Linked DNA regions of Homo sapiens: region 1 is linked to region 2. A link is an interaction called in ENCODE POLR2A ChIA-PET data of the cell type or tissue named here. Cell type or tissue: HCT116. All regions are shown on one strand.

The links. Peaks named below come from ENCODE experiments on the same cell type or tissue, not always from the same donor. Only the 100,000 strongest peaks of a DNase experiment are listed, where the experiment ranks them.
Region 1: POLR2A ChIA-PET joins it to region 2 with 10 read pairs; 5 of 35 experiments call an interaction of 5 or more read pairs at or near these places.

What each region holds. Positions count from the first base shown.
Region 1 is chr11:110,250,572-110,253,071 of GRCh38, reverse strand. All of the region lies in intron 9 of RDX (radixin), which reads left to right. Among named protein-coding and RNA genes, the nearest start is that of RDX, 45 kb to the left of the region's middle. In HCT116, no CTCF peak of the experiment used is centred here; a DNase peak (open chromatin) is centred at 1,001; H3K4me3 peaks cover 633 bases; H3K27ac peaks cover 1,652 bases.
Region 2 is chr11:110,369,674-110,372,173 of GRCh38, reverse strand. The region is part of intron 2 of LINC02732 (long intergenic non-protein coding RNA 2732); the gene reads right to left. It overlaps LOC107984385 (a long non-coding RNA gene), which reads left to right. Exons shown (of 2, transcript XR_007062885.1): 2 at 5-390. Among named protein-coding and RNA genes, the nearest start is that of LINC02732, 16 kb to the right of the region's middle. In HCT116, no CTCF peak of the experiment used is centred here; no DNase peak of the experiment used is centred here.

The DNA of each region.
Region 1 (2,500 bases), 120 kb after region 2:
TTATTGATTTTTACCTATTTTGTCATATTAACTCAAATTATCTTCCTTAGAGAAGTTAACCACATAACAAAACATTTTTTATATGGGTTTGAAGCTTGTCAGTAATTACTAATCCCATCATTAAAGATACTGAGTTGGTGAGCTGAGGATGGTGGCATGTGCCTGTAGTCTCAGCTACTTGGGAGGCTGAGGCAGGAGGATTGCTTGAGTACAGGAGTTTGAAGACAATCAGGGCAACAGGCAACATGCAGTGTAGTAAAACCCTTTCTCTTAAAAATAAAAATAAAAAAAAGAGTAATGAGTTGGATTGTTACTTTGATGGGCTATGTCCTTTTTTATTGTGCTCATGTGCTGTAGCATTACATTGTGGTTCTAATCTTAAATGCTTTTTAAAAATACTCTTTATTGGGCTTTACTTTCTATACAGTACATTCTTATACACATAGCCTTGCATTTCCCTCTGTCAAAGGGAAGACTTCTTTTAGTTTCCACTTAATTTTTTTAAATCGTCTTAAAGATTTCACTGTCTCTTAAAGGTTTTCTAGCATGAGATAAATGAGGAATTATTTTATATACAGTTCCTGTATCTCATACTCATCACTCTATAGTATGCCTAACTGTTCTGCTCATTCATAATGTTGATATATTATTTACATTCTCAACTTACTATATTTATCTATATATCCTTTATTTCATGGCTTATAGAGAAATACTGTATTGCTTCTAGTACAGGTAGTATGTTTACTTAGTATCATTTGGTAATGGTGCTATATTTTAGTTACTCTAAGGCTTAGATGGAAGTGGAAGACTTAAGTTTCTTTTTTGGCACAATAATCCGTAGTTCTCCTGGATAAATGTTAGAGCTCTTCATTAGTAAGCATTTATTGACTGCTTTATACTCAGTTGGAATTCAGTAACTTTTATTCAGTTTGAATGCCTAGGAGATATATTATTCTAGTCACCTAGGAATTGGCAGTCTTTCAGAAATGGCATGCTGAGTCATTTATTCCCTGCTTTACAGGTCAGAGAGAGAGAAATGGCAGCTGTATGTGTGGAAACAATTTTGATTAAGCCCATTGGCAAAGTAGCCAGCAGATATACCTGGGAGAATGCCCAGAGGTATGCTGCCTGTGCTGCTAGACTCTCTTGGGCAAGAACAGTAGTTGGGAAAGAGTAGCAAAGAGACCTCTTTCCCTACAATACTTTGGTATATTTGGCTATATTTACTCCCTATAATTTTTATAACCTAGGGGTTTTTTGGCAATGAAAATGACCTTATACACTATGAGTGGTTATTCCATGTAGTTTTTGAAGCTCTTAAATTATTGGCATCCAAATTGAATTATGACTGATAATTTTTGCACGTTTTTGTATGGCTAAAATTGTTTCCACATGTGAAAACTGAAAGCCCCAAGTTTACAGTTTAGAGTTACATACCTATGTACCAATTGTAGGTTAGCTGTGGGAGATTCTGCACCAAGGCTGGCTAGTGTCATACAAAGAACACAGGCTTTGGAACTAGATAAATCTGGGCTTGACTCCTCTTCTAACACTCAATCGAACAGATAATTTTGAGCCTGTGTTTCCTTGCTCTTACTATGAAAATAATATTCTTACCTTCAAGCGTTTTTGTAAGAAATCATGACAGTGGTATACAGGCATTTAGCAAAGTACCCGGTACTTAATAAAAAATAGCCATTATAATAATTCCTAATATTATTATAAACTAAGTTGGATATGTTTTTAATATTCATGGAAGAAAAGTGTAATTAGACCCATTTGATCTTTAAAAAGTAAGATATTCTAAAGTAATTTTTTGCATATTAATACAAGGAATAATAGTTTATTAATGTGATTTATGTCCTTGAAATAGAACAACTGCATTGAAATGAGTGTTTTCAAACCCAAACTCCAAATAAAAATATCTGCATCTATTGTTACAGTAATCACAAAAGACTTCATGAGGAAAGTGGGACTGAAGCTTGAAGGTTAGAGAGAGCAAGAGATACGTTCAGAAGAAGAAGCCAACATAGATGAATATGTAGAGATAAAAATATGTGTGGTGTGCCTATGGGCCAGTGAGGTCCTCTAAAATGAACAGCATTTAGGGGAGCAGCAAGATCTGGTTTCATAAAGGAGACAAGACAGGCCTACAAAAACTAGATATCACTGAGTAATGTAAAGGGCTGAAGGCATTTGTATTATTTGAATGAAGTGTTGGCTGGAGATGGCTATTGTCAGGGTAGGATTCTTATAAAATGTGAGATACGAGCCTCACAGAGTACAGTAAACTACAACATGTTTTAAATATTATAATCAGTTTAAATATCTGCTGTATACTTATTCCATTTTTCAGTAGGAAGACCATTCCCCACCCCCTCCCAACTTGCATATGGCCAGATTATCTTGATTCTTTTTTTCTGCTTCCATATCTCCTTCACCTCCATCCCTGAAGAACAAATGAAACATCAATAGGGAAAAGCTAAATAAAACCAGCACA
Region 2 (2,500 bases):
GTAGGCTAAATAATGGCTCCCAAAGATGTGTCTACATCCTAATCTCCAGAATCTGTGAATGTTACTTTATGTGGCAAGTACGTGGCAGATGTAATTAAGTCAAGGATCTTTGGATGGTTATCCTGAATTATCTGGGTGGGCCCTAAATACAATCACAAGTGTCCTTATAGGAGAGAGGCTGAAGGAGATTTGGTACCAACAGAAGAGGAGGAGGAAATTGTGATCATGCAGAAACTGGAGTGATGGAGTCACAAGCCAAGGAATGCCAGCAGCCACCAGAAGCCGAAAGAGGCCCTGCCAACACCTTGATTTAGGCCTAATGAAACTGAGTTTAGATTTCTGGACCCCAGAACTGTGAAAGAATAAATTTCTGTTGTGTTAAGCCCCTAATTTTGTGGTAATGTGTCACAGCAGCCCTTGGAACCTAATACACTCCCCAAGCCATCACAATGACGGTTAAGGGAAGTAAAACGATAAAATTCATAAAGATAAAGAGAATAACAGAAAAGGATTTCAATAAGTGTTTGGAAGATGGAAAAGGAAAGAATGAGAAGCAACTTACTTATCAGAGTAGAGAAAATTACCTGAGAGCCTGGAGAAAGGGAAGTGAATAAGACAGAGTCAGTTCTCCCCAGAGAAGCCAGACACAGGGTCATTGAGCACCAAGCAGGGGCAGGAGTGGGGTGCAGGGCTGGCACTGGGGATAGAGTGGAAACATTAACATGGACCTTGGATCCCTGGGCCCTGACTCCTCTGACACTGGTCTTCCTGAACTAGCTGCATCCCTTCTTGTCATGCCCTCCACTCCAGTCCCTGCCCTTGACCCCACCACCACCACCTCAGCTGACACACATCAGTTCAGCTCACACTCCTTCTGTTAGAAAGAACCAGTCACAAGGTTCTTCCTGAATGCAATGGGGCTGGGAAATGCTGAGCAGTGCCAGGCACAGGCTTCCTCTAAACCACTCTGCACCAAGGAAGAAGGACATTTTTTTGATGGTCTAATACCCGTCTCTGCCACACTCTCTAAGGCAATTAATTTTAAAATTTTAGAATACTGGAAATAAAGAAAAGATACTAAAAACTTCCAGAATGAAAAACCAGGTCACATATTGCCTTATGGATCAGCAATCTGACTGGCATCAGCCTTTTCAATAGCAATACAAAATGCCAGAAGACAACAGGGCAATGCCCTCAAAATTCTGAGAGAAAATATCTTGCTAATAAAACATCTATTACACCTAGCAAGCAGCCATCCCAAAGGCAGAAGGCTGTGAAAGAACAAAAGGGAGCTATCTAGGGAGAAAAACATAACTGTTAATTATTATTATAATAATAATATATTTTTAGAGACAAGGTCTCTGTCAACCCATGCTGAGGTGCAGTGGCACAATCATAGCCCACTGCTATGGGCTGGAACTCATGGGCTCAAGTGATCCCCCCACCTCAGCCTCCCAGGTAACTAGGACTAGAGGCACATACCACCACACCCAACTTATTTTTGCTTTTATTTTTTGTAGAGGGGTCTCCTTATGTTGCCCACGCTGCTCTAGAACTCCTGGCTTCATGCAGTCCTCTTGCCTTGGCCTCCCAATGTGCTGGGATTACAGGCATAAGCCACCATGCCCAACCTTTAATAATTATTTAATGTGTTTGGGAATTTGGAGGAAAAGGATTACCAAAAGTTTGCCAAATCTCCAGTATCCTTTGAACAGAAAAAAATAGTAATTGTATGTAGAAAACTAAGCAATTTGGCCAGTGATGAAGGGGATTAGCAATTACTAATGTCAGAAAAAGCAGAAGGTTATACAAGAAAGAAGATATGATGACAAGATCCTATTTGGTTCAGTGGTGAATAATATTTAATAGTGACAAAAATGTAAACACTGACTTTTGGCTTAACTAAGTTGTTTTTTTTTTTTTTTTTGAGATGGAGTCTCACTCTGTTGCCCAGGCTGGAGTGCAGTGGCACAATCTCGGCTCACTGCAACCTCCGCCTCCTGGGTTCAAGCAATTCTCCTGCCTCAGTCCCCTGGGTGGCTGGGACTACAGGTGCATGCCACCATGCCCAGCTAATTTTTGTATTTTTAGTAGAGACAGGGTTTCACCACGTTAGCCAGGATGGTCTTGATCTCCTGACCTCGTGATCCGCCCACCTCGGCCTCCCAAAGTGCTGGGATTACAGGCATGAGCCACTGCGCCTGGACAAGTAAGCAATTTATATAACTGTATTGGAAAAATGAAGAGAGGGAAATAGGAAGGGTTAGAGTTGGATAAGAAATCAAAGGCTTCAACAATTTCCTTCCTAGGATCATACTCTATACATATTTTTGACACATATGCAAAGATTTATGTACAAAGATTTATGTACAACAATTTATGTACAAAGATTTCCATCATTGAATAAGAAATAGCAAAAACAGAGATGACTTAAATATCTATGAATTGGAGACTCTAAAACAGATTATGTTTGAATGAAATACAGTTTTTGTGGGGTGTT